Regions from separate parts of the Homo sapiens genome. Here regions 2 and 3 are each linked to region 1. The links are chromatin loops, found by intact Hi-C in ENCODE. Cell type or tissue: Calu3. All regions are shown on one strand. Region 1 has its middle 610 kb from the start of MIR297. Region 2 has its middle 8.1 kb from the start of PITX2. Region 3 has its middle 280 kb from the start of MIR297.

Region 1 (8,000 bases):
TGTTCTCATGATAGTGAGTGAGTTCTCATGACTTCTGATGATTTTATAAGTGTTTGAAAGTGCCTTCTTAGTTTTCTGTCTCCTGCTGGCTTGCAAAGAAGGTGCCTTACTTCCCCTTCAACTTCTGCCATGATTGTAACTTTCTTGAGGCCTCCTCAGCCATGCAGAACTATGAGTCAATTAAACCTCTTTTCTTTATAAATTACCCAGTCTCAGGTAGTATCTTTATAGCAGTATAAAAATTAACACACTGTGGTTCTTTGAAATAGAAAAAAAATACGTTAAATAAAAAGTTAGCAGAGATTAAAAACAACCTCATGGTATAAAAACAATGTGTACTGAAGTTAAGTAGGATTACATATAAACTAAAATTTTAATAGGAATATAATAGTATTATTGGAGCATTAAGTAAGATTTCTGTTTTTGTAAGTTTTGGCTGACCTTTCAATCATTGAAATCAGATTTTTTTTCTAAAACTTTATTTTTATCTTTTAAATGCAGAGTTAGTAAATAGTGGCTCATAAAGGAAAAGAGAGAAGCAGGAATTTGCTAAGCATGGGGAGAGGAAAATGACATCTCTGTGTTGCATATGAACCAATTTCTACTGGCTTGAAGAGTCTTAGCCCAGTCTTAGTGGGTTATACATTCCCCTGAGGGTTAATTAAAGATGTCACAGAGAAATAAATGAAAGTTGATTTCTGCTGTATTGTCTCTGAATTCCTCTTGGGAAAGAAAGGTCATCAATAACAACAATACAAATACCTGAAACAGAAGGACTGACCAGCTACACAATTGAAGATATTGCAATTGAGTTTGTAGATAGAATGGGTAAAAAAAACTCAGTCAATCCCAATCACAAAAATGCTTACCATCAAAAACGCAGGAGAAAACCTTAAAGGTACATTCAAACATTAAGAAGCTAAATCTAAATTAGGAAACCAAAGGAGGTAAACTTATAGTAAAAGTTATGATGGCATTCATTTAAATTAGTCAAGTAGGGTTAAGGTGGGATACTTCTTCTAAATTTATTCTTAAATATATTTGCAAATTTTAAAATATATATTTAAAAATAGAAAATAGATAATCAAAAATAAAATTTTAATAATGATAATCTTTTTAATCATTTCCTTAATTAAAGTAATCAAACCTGGAAAATGAGGAGAGATGGTGACGAGAGGTAGGAAGGGCTGAAAATAGGTTAGTATAGTTTCAAATAATATAAATCATTCATGATTTTGGTAACTAGATAAATATGTTTAAAATGTTTTTTAAAAATAAAGTACCACCAGTAGAATTTATAAAAATTAAAAGCATATTCACTAATGCACTCAATACTTAAAAAGTTAGAAAAACAAAAGAAGTTAAAGCCAACAAGAAAGCATTAAAACAAAAGTATCAAGATATCAAAATGTTACAAAGTAGTCCCTTCTTGTCCGCAATTTTGCTTTCTGTGGTTTCAGTTGCCACAATCTGAAAATATTACATACAACAAGATATTCTGAGAGGGAGAGAGAGAGAGAGAGAGAGAGGGAGAGGGAGAGGGAGTGGGGGAGAGAGAGAGAGGCCACACTCACATAACTTTTGCTATATTGGTCTAATTGTTTTATTATTAATTATTGCTGTTAATCTCTTACGGTGCCTAATTTATAAATTAAACTTTTTCACAGGCATGTATATGTAAAAAAGACATAATATATCCAGTGTTCTGTACTATCTGTGGCATCGGGCATCCACTAGGAGTCTTAAAACATATCCCATAGATAAGGGAAAAGTATTGTATTATGTGAGAAAAGCAAACTTTGAAAAGAAATATATAGTATAGGCTATTAAATCCAAGAATGAAATTTATAAAATGTTAGTAGTAGTTTTCTTTGGTAGTAGAATTAGGAATTATTTTTTCTTTATAATTGTCTTTGTTTTATACCTGGAGCATAAAATTACTTTTATAATCAGAAAATAAGCTTTTTTTTCTCAAGAAAGAGAAGAAATGAATGTGACTGTCATTGTAGACTAATTCTAAACTTATGTGAACAGAGAAAGTAAGAATTGAGGAGATTTGAAGAGTTAAGAGTTTGAAGCAAAAATTTAGAGGTATATAAAAAGATAGACTACATATTTGTGGAGCAAGAAAGATGAGAAGTTTAGCTTAGATTTGCAGTTGAGTTTTTCTCAAAGACTTCTCCCTAGAGCATAACTTAAATGGAGAGAAAGCATGATTGGTTCTAATAAGATAATGAAATTTATAAAGTCTTATCTACTCCTTTTTTTAATGCTATAACACTAGACACATGGGCACACTCATGAGCTCATAAGAGACCTTAAGCAGCAAAGAAAAATACAGAGCCCTACCCACAATATAGTTTCAAATGGTGTTAAAACAAAACAAAATAAATAAAGTAAAATAAAAAATATTTTTTAACTAACTTCATCCTTTTGGGGGGATATCATATATTGAATTATTAGGGGAAAACATTCTGCCTTTGCTTTGCTAAAGCCTTGACAAGTATTTAGTAATCAAAACTACAATAACTTTGTGTTCTTTCCACAACCAAAATTTCTCTTACATGATTCACTTATTAGCATTAAGGTTTAAGTAACTGAACAAATAATAATTAAACTATGACTTACCACAGGTAATGTCAATTAACAATATTTAATATCTTAGATTAGCTTGAGTCATTGGTCAATGGGGAGTAATCTTGGAGAAGCTAAAGTTTTCTCATCATGACTGTGTTTTGGCCTAAAACTTATAAGCCACACAGAGCAAGCAGTACCTCCCCCACCCCTTCCCTTTTCGTGTTGATATGAAGCCACTGAAGTTTATGGATTCCTTCTGAAAAGAATCATCAAAGCCATTCCAAAGATAGAAAAGTGGGGGGCAGTGATTGAGGGCTGACATAAAATAACTACAGCTATTCTCTGTTCCATGGGGCTGCTTCTGACTCTCCTCTCAGGCTGAATGTTTTTAAACTTTCATCCTGCCCATATTGTTTTTGATGGATGTTCAGCCAACATTCATGTCTTCTGCTAAGTATAGGACCCTTGTGCAATTTACTTAATCTTTGTAAAACAATTAGATGAAATTTATTAAATTGTTCATTTAATCCTTCTACAGACTTTTATTTAGTGCTAAGTGCAAGGCACTGCACCAAGAGATGAGGTTATAAAGATAAATAGAACAAATCTCTGCCCTCATGGAGTTTACGGTCCAGTAGCACATGATTTAAAAAATATTTATATTCTACCACCTATTGTTTCATTACCTTGTCTTCAAATATTTTAGAGAAGGTAGGGAGGCAAGTGAGGCACACATTGGAATTTCCCACGGATCTCATCCTCTCTTGTCAGAGTTCTTTACCTGATATCTGGGAATAACGAAAGCCAGGTCTGGCCAAAAGAGAGCTCTGTCCGCCTCCAGGGGTCAGTCTCTCCTTGAGAATCCTTCCGAGAATTGCCTAAAGCCATTTCCAAGGATTGCAGATGTTCAAGTAGGAAGAAGCCTTCAAAAATTTTACTTGCATAGAGAAACCAGTTCTAAGTTTTCTTTCAGATCTGAATTGGATCTCAAGCAAGTACTTTCCTTTGATTGAGGTAGAGGGGCTTTTGAAGGCGTGTGTGATTTCTATGTTTACATGCACTTTCATATGTCTTTGAAACCTAGAAAAAGATATTTGCCTTAGGCCACTAAGGGAGTGAATATCACAAAAGGGATTAGAATGCTGTACTTTAAAACATCAGGTCTTGTATTGGGTTATTAGATCATACTTTTAATTCAAATAACATCACATATGTCCAATTCAAGTCAGAATCATGAAGGCGTATGACTGAAGGGGGAAAAATAATTGTCTTTAATGTAAACTGAATCTATTAGTATGGATTGAGAGATAACTGCAAGCATGTACACTCAATGTGGTAACATTCCAGCCCTACTAAGATACTGCTCAACAGTCACAGGTGTGTGCCTTCTAAGAGGTGCCTACTGATTAGAAACCCCTTCCTTCATTCTACCTTGTTCTGGAAACTCATTTAGCAATTAGCAAAATGAAAGCATTCTCTTTCTGGAATTTTGACTTCAGAAGAGGGAATTTAATTTACAAAACTGCCTGCAACTAATTAAAATGAGTAGTCACTGTTGGTTTGAAATGGATTACCTCTGGGAAAATCACACTTCAGATTGTCAAAAGAGGGTTTATATCCTGATTCTGAAAAAACATCTCTCCATTGTTCAGTAGACTGATGCTCTTTCAAATTAATGGAATCTGAAACCTGAAGCCACACACAGAAGATGATTGATACTGGAAGGTTAGTTTCATACAGAGATGTTTTACTTCAGAATATTTTAAGGCTCTTATTTCTTATTCCATTCTCTCCCCAAGTCTTTTGATTTTGAAAAATTATTTTCATTGTGTAATTGTGTATTAATTAATTAATTAAATTGTGTAATAGTCAATGAAATGAAATTCTGTTTTATATTTAAATTAGTTCCAGATGTAAAATATTTTTTAGCTCACCAAATATTTATGTGTACTGAACATTTTCACGAAGACTCTACACACTTAATCAATTTTGTGTTAGTTTCAACCTGATATTACTGTGTGTGTCATAATCAGAGGATGCACAGCAATAATGCTCCCAGGTTTCAAGCAAATCTCTATATGCCTGAATGCTATAGTATTTTAAAGCAAACAATTTCATTTAATTTGGAATTTCATTTTTATGACATGGAAATATTCTATGGACTCCATTTTCTTTCATTAACTAACTTGAATTAATTTAGTCTAATTATAGTAAAATAGGCCTATTACCATTATCTTCAGAGAGTTGATAACAAGAAGTGTTCACAACATGTCTGTTTATGTAACTAGTACTCAATTTTTTTAAGGAAGTCAATTAACTTCTGAATAAATAGGATTAAGAAATAATAAAAATTAAAGGAATTCTGTGTTCAAATATAAATATCATTAACCTACTGCTCATAAATATAATGGCAATCTAAACAAAAAAAGTTCCCTCAAATTTGAATGGGGATAGATGACATAAAATTAAGTGAATCTCAACAATGCAAGAAAATGAACAAGGGCAGCATGTCATATTTTGGACTTATCACGTCAGTAGATTCAGAAAGAAATTTCTAATTTAATTCTTCTCTTGGGAATACTAGGTTATACTATATGACCAAATTTGTAAACTTTACACAAAATTTTGAATTTCTGAAGAGACTTGAACTCTTGGAACCACAGAAAAGAGATACTACTGTTTAACTTTCTTAAATGATCAGAAATTTAATTTCTAATCACAAATGGTCAGTGCTTTTAAACAAGATTTTATTACATAATGATGTTTTAAAATCTCTAAAAATACTCTGAAGTGAAGGTAAAATGTTAATTTATTTTTAATCTATATATTTATTTGCATATATATATATTTTATTATGCCTTGTTTACAATGGATTGGAGCTGGTTAGGAATTGTATTATAAGAAAGATATAAAGAAACTATAAGTAGTGTTAACATTTTGGAAACATTTACTATGTTTCTTCTATTTAGATTATGCCACAAGGTATATATAGTTTAAAAGAAAAATAAATGTACATCATATAGGAGTATGCCTGAAATAAAATATTATGCTAAGAAATAAAAAGTATTCAGAGAGAATGGATGTTGATAAAATGCATAGCAATATATGTTAGAAGTATAGGAGAAGAAATGTGAAGTATATCAGGAAGATAATTTAAAACTCCAATCCATTTTGAACATACAGAAATGGGCCTACAAATCAAAACTGAAATTTTGTTTTCTGGCTCTGTGTTGCTCCCATGAAAAACATTGATAGTTGACTTGGCTAATTTATGGGTTAACCTGGGTCATTCTTATTAATTTATCAAAAGCTTTAAAGCCCTTACCAGTGCTTCTCTTTAATAATTTCTTAAGTTTGCCCCAGGATTCTTTTCTGAAAACGGTTAGTTTACCTACCCCATTTTTTATGATATAATCCTCAATCTTTCACTCACTTGTGTGTTCCTAAGGTGGTGATCTGTGCCCCACTAAATCACTTCAATTTTCCTTAATGGATAAGGATTAAGAGTTTCCAACTTGAACACACATTTAGATGCTTTTTAATGTATATTCTCTATCGCTTTCTATGCCAAGGGCAATGTGGAGCAAATGACAGCCTTAACAATTAATGTATTTTATGTCTTTGGAAATCACTATTAGGATAATTGGGAAAAGAGTTACAGTTACTTGAGGCATAACCTATTAGAAAAAGCAAAATACCCACATCTGCCCCATAAAAAAATCCCACAGATAATGCTATCAGACTACCAGATAAAGAGAGCGCAGCTAATTCTTCTTGCTAGAAGTTTATCAAAACAAAGTTATACATCTTAGAATATGTCCCTGACTCAGAAGACAGCATGGTCAATAATTTCACTGAGCAACAAAACATATGCTACCATTCCTGGGAAAATATTAGAGTCACTTTACACAAACTATGCTTGATGACAACCATTCTGTTTGCTGTAGCTCAATCCTAAAAATTAACACGTCTAATATAAGATCTTTAACTTCATACTAAGACATGTACCATAATCTTTTAAAATTTTTTTCTGTAACAATCACAAATCAAAATAGAAAGGCCAGCTAATGAAGTGGACTGGCTATGAATGTGGGGTCAAGAGAGATCTGTGTTCAGATTCTGGTTTTACCACTGTACTTATTTTTGTCTTAGTTTGTTCATCTATAAGAAGGGGTTGATAATATCTGTTTTGCATATTAAGCCAAGTTTATCTGAAATAATGTATAAATGTGCCTAACACAATTTCTAGAACTTAAGGAATATTCTTTCATTTCCACAACTCCTTATACAGCAGCTCATCTTTGTATCTAAGAGTAAGGTAAAGTTAAAAAAAAAAAGCAGGTAGACATGCATTTTAATATTTCTAATCCTGATGGACCATTGGCAACCTTGAGAGATGCAGTTACAGTTACAGATAGTAAGAGGTCATTCTAGATCTGATTACTCTTGCATGGATCTACACTTGTCATGGTTAAGAACCATGGGCTCATCTAATCTAGGATAACCTTAGTGGGGTTATATCAGGGAGGCCTACATTGGGAATACAGATAGCTTTTCATAAAGTATTGTGTAAACATTTTCTTTATTGGAGCATCTTGGTTTTAACTTTATATATACATATATATATATATATATATACACACACACACACACACACACACACGTATATACATATATATATATTTCGATAGATAGATCATATTCCAATGGTAGTTTCCCAAAAGTGTTTCATCATCTGCTTTTTCCTCTATACATGGGTTCACAATGGTGTTTGCTAGACACTCAGTTTCTTCTTGGAATGAAAATAGAAAGTTTTAAAGGACTCAGTACAATCTAGAGTCTCAGGGAATTTCAGATTTCACTGAGGTTTATATCAAATAATTAATATGCTGAAGTGTAAAAAGTTTTTGGAACTATCCCTGGCAAGTGGGACTGCTCTGTATTTCAAGAATATCTTGGGTACTGCTACTATCCTGACTTGAAACATAGGGATAGCCCAGAACCTGCAATTGAGCAAAAGTAGGAGTTCTGGACACCTCACTAAAATCTCTTATCTGTAACTGAGAAGGCTTTGACCAAAACACAATTCCTCAATTTTGTTTTTCTAAAATGTATGACAACAAAAATGTAAATGGTAGAAGAGAACACTTAAATGTTTCTAAGACTCAAGTACTACTATTTAGGTAATGAGAAAATAATTTATATTATGCTGTTGTTAGGAATGCATAGGACAATCTCTAGGGTAACCACTACAAGAATATAAACAAATTATTAGAAGCCACTGAAAAATTGGATGCTTTGTTACAGAGCATAGGAAGGCCTGATACACAGATATACAAAAGAAAAGTATGAAATGTGTAGGACAAGAAATTATAAAGAAATTAGAAGACTGACTTGAATAACATCTGTCAATAGGAAATTCT
Region 2 (8,000 bases), 840 kb after region 1:
CCAACTAGAACATGAACTTTGGGGGTGAGAACTACCTCCCATCAGGAAAAGTCTCCCATCTCAATTTGTGAGATTAGCCATTGAAGCCAGTTCCGAAGTCTGGCAGCCAAATTTCTCACAGAAGACTTGTCTTGATAGGGCAAGTTTAAGGATCAGCAGGCGGGAATTGGAGGTCTCTTTTTAAAAAATTATCTTCCCCAGTTATTTAGACTCAGTTCTTCTAGTAGGCCTGGTCATTAAATGAAGCATAAAAATGCAAGTCTCAAGGCTCATTTTGACTGCAAAATAAATCTCCAAGTCACAAGGACATGTAGGAGTGAGCTAAGGAACACGCCTTGACCTTCTTTTCAGTCCTTAGAGTGGAGCTCTATGAGTTCTTGAAGATTTGTTTTGTATTGCTTTGTTTGGTCTTCAGCACTGAAGCACGGGGAAGTGGGGGGAAGAATGTGTAATAATTGACTGACTTTACACCAAGCAACGCAATCTTTTTCTTTTGTATATTTCATTCTTTAAAAAAAATAAATAAATAAAAACTATTTGCAGTTACCATCTGCAGTGCTCCGGCTACCAGCTAATAATGCAGCCAGTTCAGACATATAAAAAAAAAAGATTATCGAAATGATGATGACATGCAAATTTCCTCCGAAATTATCATAAGTAAACATTTGAAGTCTGGACTAATAAAATCCCATCTGTGTTACTTCATATCGAGTTAGTAGAAAGCTGTGATAATGAATTTTGTAATATCTCACGAACAGACATCTCAATCAGGGACTAATCCTGTGATTTTACTGCAGAATCACTAAATCTGGAGCCGCCAAACTGCTACTTCTGGGCCCACGGGCCCACAAGGATCGAATCGGCAGAGTCCCCGCCCGCGTTCTCGCTAGCGGGTGGGGGAACCGCCTGGCCGTCCCCACCCTGGATCCCCACGCCACAGCGCCGGGCAGCCCCTCCTGTAGGCAGCGACCTTGGCCAGAGGCTCCCCAGGGCCCAGCTCCCTTCAGGAGAGGCCGAGACGCAGGGAAACGGTACTCAGGCCAGAGGCAGGCCCGCAGCTCCCTGCCCCGCCTCTGTGCCTCCGCCAACCCGACAACGCTTGCTCCCACCCCGATCCCCGCACCCGCGCGAAGTGGGCCCTCCGGTCGTCGGCGTACCCTGGTTAGCGTGGAGAGAGGCAGGCGCTGAGATCGAAGGGGCCTAGGGAGCCCTGGACCTTCTTTTCTTGTCTTTAAAGCAACCGCGGCTCTTCTACCCACCCGGTGGAGCCCCTCGAGACCCACCTCTCCCGGCTTGCCTGTGGCAGAGAAGGGGGAGCGCGTTAAATGCTTGGCTCGCTGCGTTGTGGTTGAAAACGTGAAAAAGATTTGGCTCGCCCGGGAGAGAAAGGGGGAGAACTGGGTAGCAGTTATACCAGAGCTATTTCTCCGTCCTTGGCGGGCAGTAAACCCTCCAAGAACGTTTGCCCTGCTCTCCTCAGTCTCGCTCAGTCCACCCAGTGTCTCTCCTCTGCGATCTTAAATCATACTTTAGGGTAATTATTTGTAGTAAGTAAATAAATGGCCGGGTTAGTATCTCTAGGAGAAAGTGTGGCTAAATATGGAAAAGTGGCTCCTGATGGATGAGAGGCCCGAACTCAGCTCGCTCCTGAAACACCCTAGGCCAAGAGCCCGTTCGTTTCAGAATTACAGAAAACCGAGGGAAACTGCTGTCTAGGACAGGGGCACGTTGGCGCTGATGTTCTACAAATGTTTACCGAGCTCCAACTAATGGACAAGCACTGAAGGGTGGTCTTTGCATACAGCTTCCCAAAGAGAAAAGTCCTCTCCACCCACCCACTCCCGCTGCCATTGCGTTCAGATGAGTTCTTAACCCCGGCACCGAGATTCTTGAAAGTAGGTCCACAGCCTCCCCAGCACACTGTGGCTTTATAGTCCTCTAACCTCTGGGCACTTTTGCGGCAACTCTGGAGGGAGATCCCCTCTTGATAAATAAATGTCCTGGGCCCGAGGCTAGGCTGGAGATGCTGCTGCACAGCCAGAGGCTGTCAGGTCGGAAAAACACGCCTGAAGCCTAGCACACAGTAGGCGCCTAACAGCTAGTGTAACGTAGTCTCATCTGAGCCCTGCTCACTCGACGGCCGCCGCTTCTTACAGCCTTCCTTCTCTTCTGTTTTGCAGATAACGGGGAATGGAGACCAACTGCCGCAAACTGGTGTCGGCGTGTGTGCAATTAGGTAAGAACCCCCTTCTCCTGCCCGGGTCATCGGACGGGAGGCCGCGCCACGTGAGGGCGGCAAGAGGGCACTGGCCCTGCGGCGAGGCCCCAGCGAGGGGCGCTTCCCCGAGGGGCCAGCCTGGGCAGGAAGGAAATCAGAACCAAATCGCCAGTGGCCTCTCCCTGTGGCGGGGCGGTGGACTAGGAAGCAGCGGCGCGCTGTGTACCGAAGCCCCCCAGCCTACTCCTCCCGGCTGGAACCGCCGGCAACCGGGGAGGCGCAGAAAGAGTACGCCATCCTGCCCCGGGTTGCCAGAGGGTCCGGGGGACGGGGATGCCGTCAGCTCTTTCCTCTAACTGGGTCTTTGCTCTTTGTCCCTCTTTCTCCTCCGGCCTGCCTCGCCCCTCCCCCTCCTCCCGTCCCCGGCTCCTTTCGGCCGCGGTCCGGGACGCCTCTCTCCGCACGTGGGGCGGGCGCGCGCGTGGCCCAGGCGTGCAGCCGGCGGCCGTTGAATGTCTCTTCTCCAAAGACTCCGAAATCAAAAAGGTCGAGTTCACGGACTCTCCTGAGAGCCGAAAAGAGGCAGCCAGCAGCAAGTTCTTCCCGCGGCAGCATCCTGGCGCCAATGGTAAGGCCGGGAGGGAAGCGCAGGCCGCGCGCTGGGCACCCGCCTCCGGGACTCTGGGCCTCGGGCGAAGCGCAAGAAGGCGAGGCCGCCAGACCTGACGCGCCTGCTGCTTGAACTTAGACACTCCGCCTCTGGGTGGGACGGGAAGCAGCCGTCCCAGGGACGTTAATTCCTTTCCCCAAATTATACTGCACTCCTGAGACCCAACACCTCTCTCTCCCTCTCGCTCGCTCCCTGTGGTCTGATCCCCTGCGCACGCTCCAGCAAACCTCGGCGTCTAGGCTGGCGTGGAAAAGTGGTCCAACAGCGACCTCTGTCGCTCGTTATATCCCGCTGCGCGCAGCACCACCAGGGCCCACTCAGTCACTCAGGCTCTCAGCCACGCCCCACCCAGACTTGTGGGTGCGCGGTTCATCGCGGGAGGCAAGCAAGGGAAACTTGAGTTGGCGAAGGTTTGCTTTGGCTGGTTGGGGGAGGGGCGGGGGGCCGACAACATCCCTGAAGAGCTGGAGGGCAGCCACTGTGCTTAGCAGCCCAGGGTAGAATGGAGGTTTGCCCCTGTCGACGCGAACCTGCCTGAAGTACTGGTTGCCAGGCCTTGGGTTTTGGCGATGTCGTTGCTTGATTGGCTGGTTTCACTCTGGAGGAATCGAGGGACATTGCCAGAGGAGGTCTACAGGCTTATGTAAAAAGTTAAAAAGTCTCCAACCTACGCCACAGGCCTTTCCTGAATTGAAACTTGTTCTATGGGGCGGAGGGGGGGGTGTAAGGGATGGAGGAGGGAAGATGCCTTTCTTTTCAAATACATGGAAAAAAACCCCTCAAATTTACTGTTCCTCTATTTTCCTGGCTCCGTAGTAAATAAGTGCCTAGCCTTAGGAGGCTATTGACCTTTGATAATGTGAGCAGATAAAGCCCCCCCCCCCCCACAGCCCTCGGCCCCTAACCCCCTCTTTCCGGATTAAAGTGTAAGAATACAAATGTAATATGGGATGGAGGGGGGCGATTTGGGACCCCGGTCAAAAAAACAAACCGTATTACTAAGAAGAAAACAAAGGTCTTGCATTGGAGTTTCCCCGTGAATCTGAGAGAAAATGATCATTTGTTGAAATGAAGCGTCTAAAGCGATCCAGTGCTTCACGCCCGGACACTGCACTACACCGCCAGTCGCCCTGCTGGGCCAGTTAAACGCTCACTTGTCCGGGATTAACCCCATGGGGTTAAATGGGGGCAATGCAGAGATAACGTCGCGTGATTTCTGTCATTTAGATTGTGTTAAATTCTTCTTCTGTTTGATAATCGGTAGTAAAAATAAATTATTAGACCGTAGTATGTTTGGGATATGGTTAAAAATCAAGAGCAGCGATGACTTCTGGGGAGAATGCTTTGCGCGGGCTCAGCCCTGGCTCCGGCCAGACTAGAGGAGCTCCCCAATCTCGCTTCGCGCGGGGCGGGCTCGCAGTCGCCAAGCCGAGGCTGACATTTCTTATTGTGCTGGGAGCCAGAGAGACGCAAAATGTCTCCTTCCCCCAGTCCCTACCCCAGGTTTCCTAGACATGGGGAATGCATTCTGAGGACAGGTGGAGAAGCCTACGGTAGGATGGGGTCCTCGTAGGTGAGCAGGAAACGGCTAAGAGCAGAGGAGTTCTGCTTGCGCCAGTCACAAGCCGCGCAGGCGCCCCTGGTCGTTCGCTTTTGATAACTAGCACATAAAGAACTAGAAATAATGAATGATTGCTTTCTTAACCATTACTTTCAGGCCCGCATTGTTTTAGTGCACGTGAAAGGCTCTTCCCCTACACTCAATATGTCTTTTTCTACTTTTTGACCGAAAAGAAAAATTGCTGCCTAAACACGTTTAATGCCATTAATTAAGAAAAGGCATGTAATGGGAAGAAATGCTGAAAATCTTGATTTAATTGGCTTTTAAGGAACTAGTAGACGACAAAAAAAAATCACACGAGTGGGCAAAGCTATAGCACTGCTGAAGGATAGAGCACCTATCCTTCCCTGATTTTAAGTTAACTTATGGAATATCCAAAGTCCTGGCCACAGCCTGCTTGTAAAACAAAAGGATTTATTTCTTGTGTTTTTTTAAAGTTTTTCTTTGCTTTTAAAGAGAAAAAAAGTTCACAATGACATATGACTTCTTCAAAAGGCCGTGATAGTCTATTACGCTACCCTCTCCGCCTCTGCCCCCAACGCCGCCCAAAAATACCATGTCCTCGTTAAAGACTAAACGTTCTGTATAGGCAGAGTCCACCTCTAAGCAGTCCAGGCTCTGCCTTCCTTCCCTAGTGAGTCCCATTCTCCTTGGTATCCATTGGGCGGATGCCCAGCCTGGATAGAACCCCGAAACGGGGGTAGCACGAGAGCGACTGGAGACCCCTAAAAGCCAGAGGTTTGAGAGAGGGTGGACGCAGCTAGCAGAAGATGGTGTAGAAGCCAGCTGAGAACGACCCCCTAGAGCAAAGAGACCTTTCTTTGGCTTTTCTTGCTTTGGGGGTCCTGAAAGGAACTCATAAAATGGTCTTCACCCTCAGGAGGAGGACGGACTGACCCTCCTCTGTCACTGGCTTAAAAAGTTTCAGGGCGGCGGCTCTGGGTTCCGTGCTGAAATCGGACTGCACTGCAGCCCCTTTGGACCTGACGCCTGGCTTTGCGTCCCGACAAGGGGCGGGTACTTCCCCCGGCCTCCCCCAGGAACGCATTAATTGTTAAATAGCTTTGGCCCAGTGGATGGGCTGAAAGTGTTCGACCCAAGTCGCTGGTGTGCACAGACTTCCTCCCTCTGGGAGGTGGGCTCCATGGCCCGTTGTGGCACCCCCAGCCGCGACACACACCTTCACACGCGGCAGCAGCTCGGTCCCAACCTTCTTCGAAGGACCTGGGTTAACCCTGGCGGCCTTGGCGGCCGCAGACCCCTCTCCGCCGCCCCGCCCCCGCGCCTCTCATTCAATCAGCGAATGTTTGCGGAGCATATACTACGTGGACTCCTAATGTACCCCCTGAAAGCAAATAATACAGTTTTCCTCGCCGTCATGAAGGGATTTTAATCCTAACATGGACACCAGCGAGATCAGCCCAGACCGTCTCTAGCAAAACGCAAAATGGTGGTGCGTGGGGTGGTGACCAAGGTCCTGAGCCTTGTCAGAAAGAAGGGGATGTGTAGAGAAAGGTGGAGAACTCTAGCTGTGGCTAGCGCGGAAGGGACAGGTGCTTGCCGAAGGGGGCATGAGGCTTGAGGAAAAAGCAACGAAATAGGGGTAAGGAGAGTTTTCCATTTTCTTTCCTCCGCCCGACCTCCGCCATCCCATTCTCCCCTCCCCTCCCCCACCCCCCGCGCCAATCAAATCTGCAGCTCACTTGAAAGGTGCCCCGCCGCGTTGTGGTTTTTCACCCCCAGGGGAAATTGTACCAGTTGTCCGAAAGTAGTCAGTCCCTGCGGATCCCTGCCCGCAAAAGTGGTCTTCACAGGTCGCGTTCCTCGCTGCTGACTCGGTACACAAAGTTTCTTAAGGCTGGTTCGGCTGTTATTCCTCACCGCCCGCTGCTAATATATGCAGCAGTTGTTAGAGCGGCTCGGGGGAAAAGGAAATGTATAACGAAAGCTTATTCGTGAGCAGGAATATACTAATGGAACAATCTGATGTCTTCTTAATCCTATGTAAAAAGCTTTGTCGTCTTCCTAATATTGACTGAATGGGTAATTAATGGCTCTTCATCTAGGCGAATACCCTGTAATCCAAGATAGGCAAAAGACAACAAGCCCAAGGTAGAAGACAAAAGGCCCAACTGCAGCGGCGTTTGCCCGCCTCCTACCCCCCAGGGTCTCTGACTAGGAAAGTTTTCTCTCAGAGGAGAAAAAGGCAGGAGTGGGAGAATATATACCTATCATTTCGGGGCTAGACTTCACCGCAGCACCTGACCACCCAGCTCAGTTTTCTGTTACTCTGTCTTTCCACCTCCAGTCCTTCTCCCTGCATTTTTTTTTCTTCTTAACTCCTCTAGGATGACCTCCTACCACCACCGCCATTATGGTCCTAATAACCTTTCCCCCTAAACCCCACATCTTTCACTTCAGCAACCAATGAGGCTGTTTTCTGATCCAGGAGGAGATTCTTTTCTTTTAGAACCCAATGCGTAGAGTCTTTGAGAACTAAAGTAGTTGGTAGGGGAGGAAGAAATTAATAGAAAGGGAGAGAGCATACAGAATTGTGTGTGTATGTTAAAGAGCGACCAGGAATGACAGAGTCAACTTCTTTGTGAGGATCTGACGGGAAGAGTGTCCAAGACTCTACCAGCATGTTTTTAACAGGCTGACATTTTAATTTAAACCTTTAGAAGTAATATATTACTTGGGTTACTACAATGAGGTGGGTTCCTTTTTTTTTGTCAGCTGACAGCTTTTAAAATATTATTTCGCTAGGGAAATAAAAGCTTCATCTCAGATTATAGGTGGGTATTTTTGGATTTAGGTGATTTATGGTCACCATGACAACTAATGCTGAATGTTAGCTACCAGCATGTCTGGGAGAGAGAAAACAGAAAGAAGGGAGAGCAAAAGAAATAGAAAAGGGAGATGGACATAAGCTGGAGAGGGAAGAAAAGAGAAAAAGAGGAAGACAGATGAGTGTTTAATCCAACTGTTGTTTAAAAAAGTGGCGGGGGGGTGGGACTTCATTTAGCCCCTTGCCACTTCCTTCTTTCCTGACCTGGATATCTATGCTCAATTTCATATTCCACCCTTCCTTCCCCTTCTCCAAACACATGTGCTATACCATTCTCCTTATTTTACTTAGTTCGGCAAGTAGTTGCTTTCTGGAGACTCAGTGACACCTAGGAAAACTGTGGCAGTAACATGCAAATGTGAGGAAGCATTAACAGCATGTTCGTTGAGTGATTTTAGCAAATGCCCCCTCCTCTAATCTCTTTCTCTTCTCTTCCCCAGGCCACTGTGAGGTGGTAACTCCCACTGCCATCTGAACACTGTTCCCCCAGGTAGTTACCCCAAATCTCAAATGGTTGAGCAGCTAGAGCTGTGGGTTGGAAAAATGGGTACCATTTGCAGGGACCCAGAGAGGGTGGCTGTTGCTCAATATATCTACAGACTTCCAATTCAGAAAATAATCTTCCCCTTTTGACAAGCCAGAG
Region 3 (8,000 bases), 340 kb after region 1:
TCAATGACATAATATTTGAAGAAATGCTTCCAAGTCCCCAATGACCAAAAGAAGTTTAATTTCATTTTATAAGGTAATAATAAAAGACATTGAACATTTACAGTCCCAACTACTGTATTAAGTTAAAGTACCTGGGTAGGAAAGCCAAACATTCCTAACCCTTATGCCAATTTACCAGATTAGCAATCTATTTCAGAAACTGTTTGAATTTAGTGCTACCATCTTAACCATAGTTTTTTCTTTCTTAATAGTACAAGAAATCATCCAAGCACACGTGGCCTAGCTCAGCAGATAAGTCATAGTCACAAGTGCTTATTGAGACCATTCTGTTCAAAGAACTTTCTCTTTGACAGTTTCAAATCTGGAAGCCAGTCCGGGACCAGGCTAAACACATCAATTTGCTCCTTACCTGAAACACTTGCACAGGAAACAATCCATCTTTCTTTTGTGTTCTCTACTTGTTCCACTCTCACCTCAATCGTTTCCCTGTTCTATATCATATAAAAAACATATTTTCACCTCAATCATTTCCCTGTTCTATGTCATATAAAAAGCATATTGTTCTCCTCTTTCGCAGACTACAATGGATCGTCAAATACATGGTCATACATACCACTAAAAAATTAGGTGGTATCTGTACTGAGTATATGTGCTAATTCAGATGATTTTTATGTATTTATGTATTTATTTATATCTCACCTTGTTTTATAAAAGATATATATTGGAATGGATATATGTGTGTGCACACATTTGTGTTTGTTTTTGTATACATACACATACCCATAAATAATACTGTTTCCCAAACATGTAATAGATGAATAGAATGGTTGTATATTCAAAAGATTTTTGATAGACTCTATTTGAATTTTTAAAATTAATTTTCAGTATAACCTGTTTTTAACAGCAAACATTAATTAAAAAGCATTGTAATATCTTAATAATGCAAAGTTAAGGTTCACAGTTTTCTTCTACGTAATATTAGCAGGAATTGCAATGTATTTTTTTTTCTCATAAGATATGTAATCACTTGTGGGATTTGTGGGTGGTTTTTAGTGGTAAGATCGGAACAGTTTGTTTGTAAGCCAAAATGAATATCAGATAATGTGTCTGCATGTTTAAAAAGATTACAACTAAAAGAACATAATTTCTTCTTAAAAGAAGATGGAAACATACATTTTGTATACATCTGATTGTTAGTAAAGATATAACTTATCTATTACATATTTGGAACTCATTCTGTGGGTCCCAATAAACAACAAATTGTGGTTTTATCAAATTATACATAGTGGGAAAGTTTCTAGTGTCAAGAATATATTAAAAGGTGTTTATGCTCTATTTAGAAATATTACAGAATATAAAAGTATCATTCACTATTATGAGTACAGAAGTTCCAGATGTATTAATAAGTGGATATTTTCTACGGCCATGATTTGAATAACATATAACATGATAGACTTGGTAAGTGTTATCACACTGTGAAAATATATTGTTGTCCATAAAGTAAAAAAGCATTAGGTTATTTACTATGTTAAACACTTAATAAACATAAAGGATAAAATTTTTGCAACATTATTAAAAAGAAATAATATATATACATACATTTACATACACATGGTACATATATGTATATATCTATAGCTATACCATTTATACATATATGTCCATACATGTGTGTATGTGTGTGTGTGTGTCTGTATATGTACCTATGTGTCATTGTATGGTAGTTCCCACTCTTAGCCCACAATCTTATACAATCTCTATATACCTCTAACACATTTTTTCTCTTTATTAGAATTAAACTATATTTATGATGAAGCAAATTTCAAATGTTTTTGGCTCAAAAATTCTTTGAAATAATTTTTGGCATGAGTATTGGTTAAATAAACTTTTTAGCTAGAAGTCCTTTTTTTCCTTTCTTTGAAATTATAGCCTATATTTTGAATTTGAAAAAGTCAAATATAGGCTATATTTGTCCCTATATTACACACATCAAAAATAACCATAAATTGTATACCTAGTTTATGCTTGATTTTTACCATTTGTTCCAACAAATTAAAACATTTTCCTGTTTCGTTGCACACCATGCCTTTGGTCTTTCTGAAAATAAAAAGAGGGTCATTAATGTTTTTCCTCTAAATTTGAATTCCAGATGCCCTGATGGAATTGGCTAAAATATATATAGGCAAAGGCTTAAGAAATGTAATATAGGGTCTTCAACTAATAGAGAAATAGTCTCCCTAGTTATGTTCTGCTTTTATAGAGAGAGCCGGAAAACATCAGTAACTTTACTAGAATTTTAAAATAAATGATAGCAAAAGAGATTCAGATTTCCAATTGATAAAAAACACGGGTTTTGAGGTGGCAGAGGAAGATGGTGGAATAGAAAGCTCCAATGATCGTCTCTCCCGCAAGGATACCAAATTAACAGCTACCTACACAGGAAACAAAACAAAACAAAACAAAACAAAAACACCTTTAAAAGAAAAAGAAATCAGGTGTGCACTCGCAGTACCTGGTTTTAACTTCATATCGCTGAAAGAGGCACTGAAGAGATGATAGAAAAGACAGTTCTGAAACCCCATGGCCACCCCTCTCCAACCTTTGGTAGTGGCAGCCGAGTGCCAAGAGCATCTGTGGGTGCTGGGGGAGGGAGATCACAGCAACGATGAGGCATTAAACTCAGTGCTGTTCTTTTAGAGCAAAAAGAAAAACCAGAACAAACTACCCGATGCTGGACCACGGAGGGAGCTTTTTTTTTTTTTTTTTTTTTTGAGACGGAGTCTCGCTTTGTCGCCCAGGCTGGAGTGCAGTGGCGGGATCTCGGCTCACTGCAAGCTCCGCCTCCCAGGTTCATGCCATTCTCCTGCCTCAGCCTCCCAAGTAGCTGGGACTACAGGCGCCCGCCACTACGCCCGGCTAATTTTTTGTATTTTTAGTAGAGACGGGGTTTCACCGTTTTAGCCGGGATGGTGTCGATCTCCTGACCTCGTGATCCGCCCGCCTCGGCCTCCCAAAGTGCTGGGACTACAGGCGTGAGCCACCGCGCCCGGCCGGAGGGAGCTTTTAAACCAACCATAGCCAGAAGGGAATCTTGGATCCAAGTGGTCTGAACTTGAGTCCTGCAAACCTCATCATCAAAGGCTACAGCACTCTGTGTCTCCAAGTAAGCTTGAAAAGCAGCCTAGGCCATAAGGACTGCAACTCTTAGGCAAGTCTCAGCACTGAACTAGACCCAGAGACAGTGGACTGAGGGAGCATGCAACATACTGAGACACTAGGGCTAGGGCAGCCAAGGGAGTCCTGGCATCACCCTTCCCTTAGCCCAGACTGCACAGCTCATGATTCTAAAACAGACCCCTTCCTTCCACTTGAGGAGAGGAGAAAGAAGAGTGGGCAGAAGTTTGTCTTGCATCTTGGATATTAACTCAGCCACAGCAGGATAGGGCACCGGTCAGATTCCTGAGCCCCTTGTTCCAGGCCCTAGCTCCCAGATGGCGTTTGTAGGCATGGCTTGGGAACCCACTGCCTTGAAAAGACCCAGTTCTTCCAGCATCCATCATCTGCTAACTGAAGAGCCCTTGATCCCAGAATAACAAGCAGCAATACACAGGTACTACATCAAGGGCCTTAGGTGAGCCTCTGAGATTTGCTAGGTTTCAGGTGAGATTCAGCACATTACTAGCTATGGTGGCTATGGGGTAAAACTCTTGCTTGAGAAAAGCAGGGGGGAAAAGTAAAGAAAACTTTGTCTTGCACCTTAGGTACCAACACAGACACAGTGGGATAAAGCACCAACCAAGCTCTTGGGGTCCCTAGTTCCAAGAGTTGGCTCTTGAATGGCATTTCTGGACCTGCCTTGGGCCAGAAGGAAGTCCACTGCCCTGAAGAGTGAGTCCTAGGCCAGGCAGTATTCATAACAAGCTGACATAAGAGATCTTGAACCTTCAGGGAACATCTGCCATAGTCTGGCAGTACTCCTTGTGGCCTGTGTTGGTGGTGGCTAGGGGTAAGGCTCCTCCACCTAGGGGAGGGAAGACTGGGGAGGACTCTTTCTTGTGGTTTGTGTGTCAGCTCAGTCACAATACAATAGAACACCAGGCAGATTTCTAAGGTTTCTCACTCTAGTCCCTGATCCTGGACAGCACTTCTGGACACAGCTGGGGCTTGGAGGACCTCAACACCCTGAAAGGAAGGACACAGGCTGCTGGCTTTGCCATCTGATGATTGCAGAGCCCCAGGGCCTTGAGTGAACATAGGTAATAATCAGGGAGTGGTTACAGCAGGCCTTGGGCAAGACTCAGTGCAGTGCTGGTTTTAGGTCATTATAGTGGTGGTTACAGGGGTGCTTTTGTCACTCTACCCCCAGCTTTAGGTGGCTCAGAACAGAGTCAGAGACTCTGTATATTAGGGAGAAAGTAAGGGAAGAGAACAAGAGTCTCTATCTGGTAATCTAGAGAATTCTCCCAAATCTTGTCCAAAACCATCAAGGCAGTAACTCTGTGAGTCTGCAAGAACTACAGCATTACTGGACTTAGGGTGCCACCTAGAGCAGATACAGTTTAGATCACAACACCCAAGTCCTTTCGAATATCTGGAAAGCATTCCCAAAAAGCTCAGACAGTAAAGACTTCAATAAATACCTAACTGATCAATGCCTGAACACCAAAAAACATCACTAGCACCAACACCATCTAGGAAAATATGACATTGCCAAAGGAACTAAATACAGTACCAAGGACCAATCCTGGAAAAACAGAAATATGTAACTGTTCAGACAAAGAATTCAAAAGAGCTGTGCTGGGGAAACTCAAAGAGATTCAAGATAACACAGAGAAGGAATACAGAATTGTATCCAGATAAATTTAACAAAGACATTGACATAATTAAAAGGAATTAAGCAGAAATTCTGGAGCTGAAAATTGCAACTGGCATACTGAAGACTGCATTAGAGCCTTTTTTTTTTTTTTTTGAGATGGAGTCTCACTTTGACACCCAGGCTGGAGTGCAGTGGCATGATCTTGGCTCACTGCAACCTCCACCTCCCTGGTTCAAGCAATTCCCTGTGTCAGCCTCCCAAGTAGCTGGGATCACAGGTGCCCACCACCATGCCTGGCTAATTTTTGTATTTTTAGTTGCCTCATGGTAACCTCAAACCATACAATGGATACATAAAAAATAAAAAGATATGCACATGGATATACAAAAAACATATAGTGGACACACAAAAAATAAAAAGCAATAAACTAAATTATATCACTAGAGAAAATCACCTTCACTAAAGAAAGATAGGAAGGAAAAGAAGAAGAAAGAGAAGGCCATGAAACAACTAGAAAACAAATAACAAAATGGAAGGAGTAAGTCCTTACTTATCAATAATAAAATTGAATGTATAGGGACTAAACTCTCCAGTGAAAAGACATAGTCTGGCTGAATGAATGAAAAAACAAGACCCGTTGATCTGTTGCCTACAAGAAACATACCTGGATTAAAAATAAAAGGATGGAAAAGATATTCCATGCTAATGGAAATTTTTTTTAAAAAGAGCAGGAGCTCTTGTAGTCCCAGCTACTTGGGAGGCTGAGGCAGAAGAATGGTGTGAACCCAGGAGGCCAAGCTTGCACTGAGCCAAGATCGCGCCACTGCACTCCAGTCTGGGTGACAGAGCGAGACTCCATCTCAAAAAAAAAAAAAAAAAAAAAAAAGAGCAGGAAGCACTGTACTTACATCAGACAAAATAGATTTCAACACACAAAAACTATAAGAAGAGACAAAGAAGGTCACTATATAAAGATAAAGAGGTCAATTCAACATGAGGGTATAACAATTTTAAACATATATGCACTCAACTCTGGAGCACCAAGATATATAAAGCAAATATTATTAGAGCTAAAGAGAGATAGACCCCAATACAATAATAGCTGGAGACTTCAATACCCCACTTTCAGCATTGGACAAATCTTCCAGACAAAAAAGTCAACAAAGAAACATCAGACTTAATCTGCATAATGGACCAAATGGATCTAATATATAATTACAAAACATTTCATCCGAAAGTGGCAGAATACACATTCTTTTCCTCAGCACATGGATCATTCTCAAGGACAGACCATTTGTTAGGTCACAAAACCAGTCTTAAAACATTTTAAAAAATTGAAATAATATCAAGTATCTTCTTTGACTACAATAGAATAAAACTAGAAATTAATAACAAGGGAATTTTTGAAACTATACAAATACATGGAAGTTCAGCAATGTGTTCCTGAATGACCAGTGGGTCAATAAAGAAATTAAGAAGGAAATTGAAAACATTTTTGAAACAAATGATAATGGAAACACAACATACAAAACCTATGGGATTTAGCAAAAGCAGTACTAAGGGGGAAATTTATAGCTGTAAGTGCCAACATTGAAATACAGGAAAAACTTCAAATGAACAATTTAATGGTGCATTTTAAACAACTAGAAAAGCAAGAGTAAACCAAACCCAAAATTAGTAGAAGAAAAGAAATAATAAAGATCAGAGCATAAATGAAATTGAAATTAAACAAATACAAAAGATTAATGCAACAAAAAGTTGTTTTTTTAAAAAATTAAAGAAAATGGAAAAAACTTAAGTCACATTAAGAAAAAAAGAGAATGTCCAAATAAATAAAATTAGAAATGAAAAAGGAGACTTTACAACTGATAATGCAGAAATTCAAAGAAGCATGTGATAAATTGAAAAATCTAGAAGAAATAGGCAAATTCCTAGACACATACAGCCTACCAAAAGTGAACCAGGAAGAAATCCAATACCTAAGCAGACCTATAACAAGTAACAAGATCAAAGCTGTAATAAAAAGCCTCCCATTAAAGAAGAGCCCAGGATCTGATGGCTTCACTTCTGAATTCTACCAAATATTTAAAGAATTTAAATAATTCTACCAAATATTTATATTCTTTCTTATAAGAATGAGAAATTCCAATTCTTATTCTTATTGGAATAAGAATACCAATCTTACTCAGACTATTCAAAAAAATAGATGAGAGAATACTTCCAAACTCATTCTATAAGGTCAGTATTACCCTCATACCAAAATCAGACAAAGGCATATTAAAAAAAAAAACCTAAGGCCACTATCTCTGATGAATATAGATGCAGAAATCCTCAACAAAATACTAGCAAACTGAATTCACCAATATATTAGAAAGATTATTCATCATGATCAAATGGGATTTATCTGTGGGATGGAGGGATAGCTCAGCATATGTAATTCAATCATTGTAATACATAATATTAACAGAATGAAGGATAAGAATGATATAATCATTTCAATTGATGTTAAAAAATCATTTGATAAAATTCGACATCCCTTCATGATAAAAACTCAAAAAACGGAGGATAGAAGGAACATACCTCAATATAATAAAAGCCACATATGACAGACCCAAAGCTAGTGTCATCCTGATTGGGGAAAAACTAAAAGCCTTTCCTCTAAGATGTGGATCTTGACACGGATGCCTACTGCCACCACTGTTATTTAACATAGTACTGGAAGTCCTAGACAGAGCAATCAGACAAAAGAAGGCAATAAAGTGCATCCAAATTGGAAAGGAAAAAGTCAAATTATCCTTGTTTGCAGATGACATAGTCTTATATTTGGAGAAAACCTAAAATACTCTACAGGAAAACTACTCAAACTGATAAATTTAGTAAAATTCCAGGATACAAAATCAACATACAAAAATTCATAGCATATCTATATGCCAACAGTGAATGATTTCAAAAAGAAATTTAAAAAGTAATCTCATTTAGAGTAGCCACACATCAAATTAAATACCTAGGAATTAACTTAACCAAAGAAGTGAAAGATCTCTATGATGAAAACCATAAAATACTGATGAAAGAAATTGAAGCAAACATCAAAAAATGGAAAAATGTTCCATGTTCATGAATTAGAAGAATCAATATTGTTAAAATGTCCATACTACCCAAAGCAATCTACAGATTCAATGCAATC

What was found. Peaks named below come from ENCODE experiments on the same cell type or tissue, not always from the same donor. Only the 100,000 strongest peaks of a DNase experiment are listed, where the experiment ranks them.
Region 2: it touches region 1 in a loop (4-fold over the local background); 35 of 110 quality-filtered maps call a loop at or near these places.
Region 3: it touches region 1 in a loop (15-fold over the local background); 7 of 110 quality-filtered maps call a loop at or near these places.

What each region holds. Positions count from the first base shown.
Region 1 is chr4:111,470,615-111,478,614 of GRCh38, reverse strand. No RefSeq gene overlaps it. Among named protein-coding and RNA genes, the nearest start is that of MIR297, 610 kb to the right of the region's middle. In Calu3, no CTCF peak of the experiment used is centred here; a DNase peak (open chromatin) is centred at 3,414.
Region 2 is chr4:110,627,189-110,635,188 of GRCh38, reverse strand. It overlaps a transcript of PITX2 not described here. Among named protein-coding and RNA genes, the nearest start is that of PITX2, 8.1 kb to the right of the region's middle. RefSeq lists enhancers at 2,360-2,872, 5,990-6,841, 7,739-8,000. In Calu3, a CTCF peak has its summit at 3,144; a DNase peak (open chromatin) is centred at 3,148.
Region 3 is chr4:111,133,179-111,141,178 of GRCh38, reverse strand. No RefSeq gene overlaps it. Among named protein-coding and RNA genes, the nearest start is that of MIR297, 280 kb to the right of the region's middle. In Calu3, no CTCF peak of the experiment used is centred here; no DNase peak of the experiment used is centred here.